Regions from separate parts of the Homo sapiens genome. Here region 1 is linked to region 2. The links are chromatin contacts, found by Hi-C or POLR2A ChIA-PET in ENCODE. All regions are on one chromosome and are shown on one strand. Each heading gives the region's core, a stretch centred on a gene start or an enhancer-like site at or near the end of the contact. The rest is flanking DNA. Distances are from core to core; before and after follow the strand shown. Region 1 overlaps ABTB3 (ankyrin repeat and BTB domain containing 3). Region 2 overlaps ABTB3 (ankyrin repeat and BTB domain containing 3).

What was found. Hi-C counts contacts between places; a loop is a spot of excess contacts on that map. ChIA-PET counts read pairs that join two places held with the same protein, here RNA polymerase II (POLR2A). Pooled maps may share reads with other maps.
Region 1: a map of natural killer cell shows a loop between it and region 2 (1.9-fold over the local background). The contact joins two enhancer-like sites. A Hi-C loop is called at or near these places in 3 of 168 maps with a recorded cell type or tissue (astrocyte of the cerebellum, endothelial cell of hepatic sinusoid and natural killer cell) and 3 of 50 pooled maps. POLR2A ChIA-PET finds 5 or more read pairs at or near these places in 12 of 52 experiments (A549, CD4-positive, alpha-beta T cell, CD8-positive, alpha-beta memory T cell and 7 more).

Annotation. Positions count from the first base shown.
Region 1 is chr12:107,376,302-107,382,112 of GRCh38, reverse strand. All of the region lies in intron 1 of ABTB3 (ankyrin repeat and BTB domain containing 3), which reads right to left. Among named protein-coding and RNA genes, the nearest start is that of ABTB3, 61 kb to the right of the region's middle. Within about 2 kb of position 1,697, at least 6 of the 41 ENCODE cell types and tissues checked have a DNase peak (open chromatin) inside an H3K27ac peak, as active enhancers do.
Region 2 is chr12:107,342,947-107,348,898 of GRCh38, reverse strand. The region is part of intron 1 of ABTB3 (ankyrin repeat and BTB domain containing 3); the gene reads right to left. Among named protein-coding and RNA genes, the nearest start is that of ABTB3, 27 kb to the right of the region's middle. Within about 2 kb of position 4,323, at least 3 of the 41 ENCODE cell types and tissues checked have a DNase peak (open chromatin) inside an H3K27ac peak, as active enhancers do.

The sequences.
Region 1 (5,811 bases), core at 448-2,947, 36 kb before region 2:
TGCTGGCCAATTTGTTCTTGTTAATTTATTTCTTCATTTATTGTTTTTTTCTGCCCTAATTAGAATGCAAGCTCCATGGTTTAGGTATGATTTGGTCACGACTGTATCTCCAGCCTGGAGACCATAGGGGGCTCAATAAACATTTGTTGAATGAGTTATAATAAATTGCACATATAGAGTAGTTATTACATGCCAAGAGCTATCTCTGCGATTTACATAAATTAGCTCATTTAATCCTCCCAATGCCCTGCTGAGGCTGATCCTATTATCATCCCCATTTTACAGCTGAGGGAGCTGAGGCAGGAGAGGTTAAATAACTGCAAAGTCACAGAGCTGACAAATAACAGAGCCAGGATGCAAATCCAGAGGTCTGGCCTCTTAGTCCATGCTCCACACACCACACCATGCTGCAGTCAGAATGGTTCCCCCTGCCCTTAGGATACAGCCCCAACTCCTGAAGACAATGTGGAAGTGTTTGATGAACAGATCTAATCTCCTTTCCAGCCTCATCCATTGCCATTAATTCCCTGACACTGCCCAGCCCTGAGGAAGACGCTGCCCTCTCTAGTCTCTTGTATCTGCCCTTGCTGTTCCTACCCGGAGCTCTCCTCTTTCTTGGCCAACTCCTTCCTCAGCCTTTGGGTGCCAGTGTAGGCAGCCCTTCATTAGGAAGCCCCTTTGCATACCTCAGGCTGGATCAGATGCCCACTTGGCATCCCCAGATTACTCTGCCCTTGCCCTAACCCTGTACACAGCACACTCTTGTGGGGCATGTGTGTTCACCTGTCTGCAGAGGCTCCACATCCATTCATTTGTTTCAGCAAGTATTTAGCACATGCCCCTGAGTGCCCAGCCTGCACTTCTAGGTGCTGGGGAGACAGTAGTGGGCAAACCCAAGTCTCCACCTATGCAGACCTATCTTTCTAATAGAGGAAACAGACCATAAACAAAAATGCAATATAATATCAGGGAGAATGATGAAGACAAAGGCAGAATAGAGGAAAAGAGAGTAATGATGGGGGGTGGGTAGTGTAGACAGAATGGTCAGGAACAGCTATGCATTCATTAAACCAGTGGTCTCCAAACAGTTTTGATCACACATCCCTACCATTCTTATATATACCTCTCTGATATGTGACTATATATTTAATTATAGATTATACCAAACCTATAACTGAATATATAGTATAATATTAGAGACATATACATAGCATATATAACATTGTATATAATATACTGCTGTACTACCATATAATATAGGTCATTATAAAATATACATAAAGTATATAAATACTAAAAGGATGAGAAAAATGTTCTAAAACATTCCTCTTGCCCTTTCGTGCACATTCACGCATGTACCCTGTTTTAGAGACTATTGTGACAGAATGGCAGCTCAGCTCAGGGTTAAAAAGAAAAATGCAGACAAAGAAACAAAGCCACTCCCTGATCCTTGCTAATTACACTCAGCAGGCACCCCAAAATAATTTGTCAAATGACTCGGCATGGGGTTCAGTAGATGCTAGGTAAATCAGCCTTAGACAGGTCATTTCCTAATTCTTGGTGTCAGTTTCCCCATCTGTAAATACAGGGCGTGGTCCTCTTTCAGACCACACAGAAACAAAAACCTAGGTTCAGGTTCACTCAGCCTGTTCCCTGACCAAGAAGGGGCCAACTCAGTCATGTTGGGACACGCAGCCAAGTTCTGGTGTGGGCGGGGCTTTCATCTGCTGGCTTTTTATTGATTTTTACTGGTTTACATGGAAGGAAAAGAATGCAAACAAAGAAACAAAGGCACTCCGTCCCTAATCCCAGCAAATTATACAGAGATTCAGGAGAGTAATGAAAACCATAAAGCATGCTCTGAAATAAGAGCTCCCAATCTTCCATAATCTTCGGTGATAAAACGCAAAGCAGCAGGCCAGTGACACCCATTCGTAAACACTGGTTCTGTTTACCAGCGCTCAGTTCAGAACACGTTTGCTGGTGCTGAGAACCTCTACTGCTGTACTGCACCCCGGGAGTTAAGGGCAGGTCTTTTAAGGGTCACAGACGAATCACAGCATCGCGCAATGCCAGGGCTGCAAGGGGCCTGAGAATCTGTTCCGCTGGAAGGTGGATAGATGGCTGCAGGTCTGCTTTCCTTCTGAACTGCAGCCAGACACAACACTGTGAGGTGTTGGGGTGAATATAAGCCCATCGTTCAGTTAAGGAACTTGAGCCCAGATAAATCAACCTGATCCAAGGACATGGAGCAAGGAGTGGAGCCGAGATTCAAAGCTAAGGCTTCCTGGCAGCTTGTCCAACTGACCCTTGTTCTTCTAGAGGGCTCTGTAAGCTCCTCAAGGCTGAGTCAGTCTTTGTCATCTCTCTGTTTCCAACTGTCCCAGCACTAGGCTTTGCTGGTAGTGGGTAATGATTAATATTGAGGAAGGAAGAAAAGGAATGAGAGAGGATGGGATGTGGGGGATACTCAATTTGTGGCTGGTGTATTGGTCCATTTTCATACTGCTATGAAGAAATACCTGAGACTGGGTAATTTATAAAGAAAAGGAGGTTTAATGGATTCACAGTTCCACATGGCTAGGGAAGCCTCACAATCATGGTGGAAGGTAAAGGAGGAGCAAAGGCACGTCTTACACGGCGGCAGGCAAGAGAGTGTGTGCAGGGAAACTGCCCTTTATAAAACCATCAGATCTCGTGAGACTTCTTCTCTATCACAAGAACAGCACAGGAAAAACCCACCCCCATGATTCAATTACCTCCCACCAGGTCCCTCCCATGACACGTGGGGATTATGGGAGCTACAATTCTAGATAAGATTTAGGTGGGGACACAGACAAACCCTATCAACTGGTCTACTAACACCAAGAGCAATGCCAACAACCAGGACCATTTATGGAGCCCTTACTCTGCACCAGGTGGAGCAATGTGTGCTTTAAATGCAATGTCTCACCTACTTTTCCACCAACCCTATGGGAGTTTACTATTATCCCAATTATATAGAAGGGCAAAGGGAGGCTCAGAGAGGTTCAGTAAATTGCCTAAGGTCATTCAGCAGGTACATGGTAAGTCCAGGATGTCAACTTTGATGGCTCTGGTGCTTAACCACTACACCACACTGCCTGCTGCTGTGAGCAAAAATCAGGCTTCTTAAATTCCTTCTGGCACCATCTGTTACTCTGTGCTACAAAAGCAGGGGTGGCTCTCACATCAGATGCAGGCAGAATCCCAGTGACTCCTATTTTACAGCCTCTTAGGGAACCCCAATGCTTGTCCACAGGGCATGGCATGCAGCCAAAGACCCATCAGGGGACGTTTTCACAAGTGACAGAAGATCCATTCTTAGTCCCAAAGACAGAGGGAGCCAGCACAGTTGTAGGTTTGGGCATGAACAGTCAGGATGCGTTGTGACAAGGGAAACAGGGAAGGCGAGCCAGTGTGTGGAGGCAGAACTAGACAGCTCAAGGGGAATGAGGGCCGTAAGGGGACAAGGTGAGAGCCAAAAACATGAACTGGTGGGCTTCTCCAGGTGGAGGGGACTAAGAGGATGGGGTGCATTGTTGGACAGCCCTAGCTCCCCTACTTACTTGCTATAAGACCTTGGACAAATTACCTATGCTCCCAGAGCCTCAGATCCTCATGTATAAAATAGGACAGTATCTGCCTTATAGAGTTGTTATAAGGATGAAATACCATAGTGTACATAAATTGCTTTAAGCGCAGGTCCTGGCATATGGTGAGTGCTCAATAATTAATAGCAATTTGTGGTGGCAGTGGTGCAGTCATTGCCAAATGATGTGCAAAGTAAGGGGATGAGCAGGGAAGATGCCAGGAGGAAGCAATCCCATCATCCCCCAATATTTAAGTGACTTGAGGTTAAGAGACCATGTCTGCCTATAGCCAAGCCAAAGAAAGTGGTTAAGGGACATGCCCAAGGTTGAGTCACAAGTGTTTTCTGGACAGGGACCACAGCTGAATCATCTAATATTCCAGCCGTTGGCATTGGCTTTGCACAAAGGAAGCACTCCACTGGTGTTTGTGAAATTTACACATGGCTTGGTCTCCCGAAGTCCATAATGAGATTATGTTCCCCACTTTTTCGCTTTGCATGGTTCCCTTTTACTTCCCTACCAGATGATTCACTTATCTTCTTCCCACCCTTCTTGAGCGTCAAGTGTGTGTTGTGGTCCTTCTGGAAACTACGAGGGGATTAAAACAAGTCCAGAATGGGGCTGTCATTGAAGCAACCAGACTTAAACATTATTTGGCCACATCCTACTGCCTTTATTACATTTGGCCACATCCCACTGCCTTCCCAAAACAAGGTCTTCCTCTTGGCTGTGTGAGCTGTGTGCAATGTTAATCCCATTTCTGCCTTTCTCATTCCCAAACCATCCATCTTCAACAGGCATTTGCCAGAAATGACCATGGTGTATGTTTACAGTAGCTCAGCAAAGAGTTATTCGTCTAACCAGAAAACATCACAACTCAGAACCACAATGAGGAGCTAGATTGACAGTCACCTCCAAGCACATGGTCACCTCCAGCACATGGGACCCTCTAAGACCCACAGGGATCCAGGGGAGATGTCCCTGAGGCAAGTTGGGATTCCCAAGAAGCAAATAAGGAGATGGAGATGAGCATAAACGGAGTATACATGGGACACACACACACACACACACACACACACACACACACTCTTGCTCTCTCTCTCTCTCTCTCTCAAGGAAGTGTTCTTGGGCTCAACCCCAGTGGCAGGGAAGGGTGAGAAGCAAAACCGGACAGAGGGAGAAGTTAGACTGTGATGCAGTCTCAACAGAGGCCTCAGGCCATTCTGGTGGGTGTTAGCAAGCTAGGATGATGCTTCAGCGCTGTCCTAAATTGGTGCATGGGGGCTGGGCTTTTATACCCCTACATCAATCAGTCCCTGGACATGGGCTGCCTAGGGAGAGGGGTGAGACTTTGGCCCAGAAGCTCTCTCAAACAAGGTCAACTTCCAAAGCAGACAGAAAGCTGAGAGCTGCGCCAGCAGCACTCCCCTCAGCTGTGGGGGAGGCCCTTCAGTCCTGAAGGGGTATCTGAGCAGTGCATCTCCATGTCCAAGACAGTCCAGGTAGTAGCCACTGACGCTTTTTCTTCATTGAAAAGCAGAAAAACACACAGCAGTGGTGAGATGTTGGACTCTGGACTCAGACGGGCCTGGGCTCAAATGGAGAATCTGCCCCTTATACCTCTGGGCCCCTCACCTGAACAACAGGGCTGCTGAGAGCACCTTGCACATTCAGCGCGAGGGTTGTAGGGTTGAATAAAACAGCATGTGTACCTGGCATATAGTAATCACTCAATAAAAGGCAGCTCTGATCATTATTACATAACTCAGAATGAAGGAGAAAACTGTTTGCTCTGGGCCACAGCAGTAGTACTTGTTTCTCGGTGCTGAGAACCTCTACTGCTGTATTGCACCCCGGGAGTTAAGGGCAGGTCTTTTAAGGGTCACAGACGAATCACAGCATCGCGCAATGCCAGGGCTGCAAGGGGCCTGAGAATCTGTTCCGCTGGAAGGTGGATAGATGGCTGCAGGTCTGCTTTCCTTCTGAACTGCAGCCAGACACAACACTGTGAGGTGTTAGGGTGAATATAAGCCCATTGTTCAGTTAAGGAACTTGAGCCCAGATAAATCAACCTGATCCAGAGACATGGAGCAAGGAGTTTGCAGCATAAATGCAAATTCATTCATTCATCCATTCATCAAATATATACTCAAGGCCTACAATTATGTGCTGGGAACAGTTCTGGGGACCAGAGACGCAG
Region 2 (5,952 bases), core at 3,074-5,573:
GCTCAAGTGTCACCTCCCAAGGGAGGCTTTCCCAGGTGCCCTGTCTAAAATAGCATCCCTGACTAAGCTCTACCTTATCACTCAGTACTACCTGAAATCGCCTTCCATATTTCAATGTTTATTGCTGGTCTCTGTCACAGAACATAGGACCTTGAACAGATTTCTCTTTTTTATGAGACAGGGTCTCACTCTGTCACCCAGGCTGGAGTGCAGTGGCACAATCAAGGCTCACTGCAGCCTCAACCTCCCAGTCTCAAGCAATCTTCCCACCTCAGCCTCTCGAGTAGCTGGGACTACAGGGGCACACCATCACACTGGCATAATTTTTTAATTTTCTTTGTAGAGATAGGGTCTCACTATGTTGCCCAGTTTGGTCTCAAACTCCTGGGCTCAAATGCTCTTCTGCCTTGGCCTGGGATTGGAGGCATGAGCCACTGCACCAGGCGTGAACAGGTCTCTTCTGACTGCTTCTGTTTTCTTCACCACCACATCCTCAGCACCTAGAATACTGTCTGGCATATACATTAGGTGGTCAGGACACATTTACTGAATGAAAGACTGAATGGAAGTCTCTGTTAAAATATGTATGTGTGTGTGTGTGCGTGTGTGTGTGTAGATATGAGTATATACATATATGTATATGTGTGTATATATATATTTCTATATACATATGTAAATACATACATATGCATAGATACCCACATCATATATACACACACGCATGCACATATTAGTACATATAAATAAAAGTAGTGAAGTATGGGGAGACTTTCTGAGTAAGGCCTTCATGAGGACCCCACCACCACGCCTTCCCACCTGCAATTCTCTCTCCCTAAAGTGCACAAACTATTCATCTTTCAAAACCCATCTTTCAACCCCTGGTTGCTCTTTCTTTTGAAGCCTTCTGTACCTTCTCCCCACCCCAGCCCACTGGCAAGCCTGTTCCTCCATCTCTGGGCTCCTCCTTCAGCTTGCTGGTATTTCATTGTTGTGGTTACCACCCTGCATTATACTTTACTAAACTGCACATCTGGATGTCCTTTGTGGCCAACTGCATTTTCCAAAGAAGTAAACAATTGATCCCTTTGCACATGCTTTTTGGCAGGGTGACCTTGTGACTCTCCCATCAAGGGGTGGGATTCTTCCCACTCTCTTGAAAGTAGGCAACCCTGTGACTGCCTTGACCAATGATGAAAGTGACACTGTCAGTTTTGAACGTAGCCCTTAACTGACTTGGGAGTTTCTAACTCCTGACTCTTGGAAGCCAGCCATCATGTAAAAACAGCCATTACCCTGATACCTCCATGCTGTAAGAAGCCCAGGCCCTGTGGAGAGACCTTAGAAGACAAGACGCAATGTAGAAAGAGGGGGGTCGAAACGCATCAAGGCACCAAGTGTATGAGTAAGAAGCCATCTTGGGAGCCACATGCATCACAGATGAACTGCCAGCTGAGCCCTTCCTGGGTTCCTGATGCACACAATTAAATGGTTTCTTGAAGCCAATATGTTTTGGGGTAGTTGTTATGCAGCAATAGTTAACTGAAAGATTCTCAAAGGTAGGAATTCACCCTGCCTTCATATTTAACTTTATATTTATATTTATATCTCATATAAAGATATTTAACTTTATATCTCCTAGCCTAGAACAGTGTGAGGCTCATAGCTGGCTCAATAAAATTTGGCTGAATGTAATTGGTTTGCACTAAATTAAATATTCCCCAAGTTAGGAGGACTACTTCAGTAAATACAGTCAAAATGTAATCAGCTAAAGCTACTCCGTGGCCCATGTGAAAAATGGATGAGTAGCATTTATATGGAGATTTGCAGAATAATATATGCTGCTCTAAATGGAAGACTTTTACAGGGATGAAATAAAACTATGATTACCCCCAGTAAGTTTTAAGAATACTGTTGGTTATAACAGTCACTGTAAAAACATCACATAAAAATACCCCAGTTTTGTGCCTAATACTAGGAAGCCCTGCCCTGTTTCTTCATTCCCTGCAGGACCAGAATGGAGATGTGATACTTTGGCCTCTGCTATTTACCCGCAAGCAGTCAGAGACAGAGTCTGGCAAGCCAAGGTCTCTGTCTCCAGTAAAAATTGTACTTTTTATTGACAAAAAATTAAGAGCAGACTCACCGGGCATGGTGGCTCACGCCTGTAATCCCAGCACTTTGGGAGGCTGAGGCGGGCAGATCACAAGGTCAGGAGATTGAGATCATCCTGGCTAACACAGTGAAAACCCATCTCTACTAAAAATACAGAAAATTAGCCAGGCGTGGTGCCACACACCTGTAGTCCCAGCTACTTGGGAGGCTGAGGCAGAAGAATTGCTTGAACCCGGGAGGCAGAGGTTGCAGTAAGCCAAGATCACACCACTGCACTCCAGCCTCGGTCACAGAGCAAGCCTCTATCTGAAAAAAAAAATTAAGAGCAGAATCAATTTGAAGGGCTTCCTGTTATGTGATGGTATTTCTTGTAACGAAGAGCTATAGCTAGAGGATGCCTTCTCTGGACCATCACAAGGGGCCATTTCCTGGCCCTGGATGCTTCTCCTCCTAGATGCCCCCTAACTTCCTTCAATGGGGGTGCTTCCAGAAAGTATTCTCAGTTTAGCCCCCATCCCAATCTAGACTTTCCATCTTCCCCCACATCACAAACTCAGAAGCAACAGGGACTTGAGGACTACCTATTTCAGCAGCCCCCAAAAGAATCCCTAATCAGGAGCATGCTGTTTTCACTACCAGATTCCTTCCAGTGTGCAGGGCAGCTGGATGGGAATGAGCACAAGCTCCGCTCCACGCCACTCTCAACAGCCCCAGGTGTGAGCCCTGATTGTGCTACTTAATGACAAAGAGACCTTGGACAAATCCATGGACCTTCCTGGGTCTGCTTCCTCACTGGTGCAACAAGGCTAAAATGAGTTCATACCTCATGAGACCATTATGAAGATTAATTGAGATAATGTCTTGTAAAACTTTTGGAATCCAGTAACTATTGAACGAAAAGAGCAGCCATCTCCTTACGTCCAAGTAGCTTCTCTAGCTCGTCATTCATTTCCTTCTACCCACTGTTTCCTCTTAAGATCCCAGGCTTTGTCCCACCTCCCCACCCACCAAGCCCTACTGCCAACACCTGCCCACAGTCAGTTCAAATTTTGGGGAAAAATACATTGCAGAATGGGCATTTTTTTTTGTCTCCCTAGGTTTCCTTGTTTTCCTTTGGGGAATTCAGTCCCTCCTCCACTCTAGTGTGGTCTGGGAGCAGCTGATCTAGCCCCAGCTCCAGGGTTGGGGGTGTCCTATCTGGCCCAAGCCAGTCAGCATGGGCAGCCCCTGATGCCAACCCTGTCCCTGGGCTTCTCTTGTACATGAACCAATAATCCCCCCCTTCTGCTTAAGTGAGTTTGGGTTGGATTTTTTTTTTTATCACTTGCAACTGAAAAGAATCCAAAGATACCACACCCATTTTATCCAAAGAAAAAACAAACCTCCTTCCAATTCTCTTTGCTGGGCAAATCCTATAAAACTCTCCCTTCATAGAGAGCTCCAAAGCCAGAGAATGGAGCATCCACTTGCCTTATGAATAGCCTTGGAGATCCATTTTTCAGGCCCATCAAGGTGTCTACTTATTTGTAAAGAGTCTTCTGCCTTTATCACTCTTTTTTTGCCCATCTATTCAACCCAGAGGTAGCCCATGATCTTATATTTCATGTTTATCTCTATGCACTAAATACCCTGAAAAGAGAACACTTTCAGGTGGGTGAAAAGGGGCTCTCCTTCCAGGTAGGAAGAACCTCCTGAGCAACAGGAAAAGCAAGGGTGGTATCCAGCTCCATATCTCACAAGCCTGGATGAAGGACTAGGCTGGAAAATGGTTATCTTCCACTGGAAATAAACAAGGTCTGGCCATAAAGTTATGAGGTTGAGTGCTTTCTAATCCAAGGCTAATTTCTTTTAGAGCCCTTTTACCCACCAGGGTGATTTTAAAAGCAAATCAATCATTTTTAAAAATCAGAATTCACTCTTATTAATCAAGGCACTATATTAAAACCTACAGAAATATTAAATTAAGTCTGTGTTAAAGCTCAAAGTTGCATGGACTCAAGATTATGTTTATTATCATGCACTAGGGACAATGAATTTAATACAGAGGCTGTTCTGGCTCTACCTCTGCTTTAACAAATCTTAATGTGATCTGGAAAATGCCAAGAACATTCCTCAGTGGGAGGTGATGAGCTGGCCATGACAAAGGTGTCAGCCATCATCCCTCCACGAGGTCAATTGTAGTTCAGTGATTTGAGGGACTCAAGGTGAATCATTCAACAAACACTTGACTGGGGATGAGGTCTTAGAGAAACCTGACCTCTGATGTCCTGGGATTCACTGGCAGAAAACTGCAAAGCTGGGGCTGGAAATATCCACTGCCTTCTCTGACAGGCACTTACTCTGCCTGAAACACAATAGGTCATTAACTAGCTACGATAAGTACTATTGGTTGGCAACCCAACCAATTTCCCTTCTCTCCCTCTTCTTCACTAACATGATTGGGTGGTAGTGGTGGGAACACTGTTTGGGTAAAGAACTAAACTTCTTAGCCTCCCTTGGGGATATGGGTGCTGGGGGACTAAGTGCTGGCCAAAGAGATATAAGAAGAATTATTAGGTGGACATCCAGTGACGCTGCTTAAAAGAAAGACTGACTCCACTGGTAGGTACCCTTTTTCCTACCCTTTGTCACTCTTCATTCTGCTTAAAATGCACATGTGATGACTGAAGCTGTAGCAGCCATATTGGGACCATGAGGCTACCTTGAGACTGGAATCCATGTGTTAAGGCTGGCAGGGCAGAAAGACAGAAGGAGCCTGAGTTGATGCAGAACTACAGATAAGGTTTAGCTCTCTGTCCCCACCCAAATCTCTCTTGAATTGTAATCCAAATTGTAATCCCCAGGAGTCAAGGGAGGCACCTGTTGGGAGGTGATTGGATCATGGGGGTGGTGTCCCCCATGCTGTTCTCATGATAGTGAGTGAATTCTCACAAAATCTGATGGTTTTAAAAGTGGCACTTTTTCCTGCGCTCACACTTCTCTCTCCTTCCTGCTGCCTGTGAAGACGGTGCCTGCTTCCCCTTCGTCTTCTGCCATGACTATAAGTTCCTGAGGCCTCCCGAGCCATGCAGAACTATAAGTCAATTAAACCTCTTTCCTTTATATATGTCTCAGTCTCAGGCATTTCTTTATAGTGGTGTGAAAATGGACTAATATAATAACCATCCCAGCTTTGGACTGCCTACCTGCCTTGGACTGTTGTAAAAGAGAAAACCAACTCCCTACCTTGTTTAAGCCACTGTTAGTTTGGTCTCTGACACTAGCAGTCAAACACATTGTGGCATCGGATTGGCCAATACTTTCAAATCAAAGTTATTATTGGTCAAATATGGCACATTCACCTCCAGCCACCTTTAGCAATCAGAACACTCTATAAGTGAATACATGCATTTGTGCTCTAACTGAGGGAGTATTGACCAAGAGGCATCTTCATTGAGCAGAGAGCAGGAAAGAGATACAAAAGAACTGGAAGAGGTCAGACATGGTGGCTCATGTCTGTAATCCCAACACTTTAGGAGGCCAAGACAGGAGGATTGCTGAGCCCAGGAGTTCGAGACTGGCCTGGGCAACATAGGGAGACCCTATTTCTATAAAAAACCAAAAAAACAGCCAGGTGTGGTGGTGTGCACTTGTGGTCCCAGCTACTTGGGAGGCTGAGATGGGCAGATCCCTTAGGCCTGGGGGGTCGAGGCTGCAGTGAGCCATGATCGTGCCCCTGCACTCCAGCCTGGGTGACAGAATGAGATCCTGTCTCTAAAAATAAAAATTTTTAAATAAAAGAACTGAAAGATTCAAACCCTGCCCTAGAAGAGCTTACAGTCCAATGGAGGGGCAGGTCAT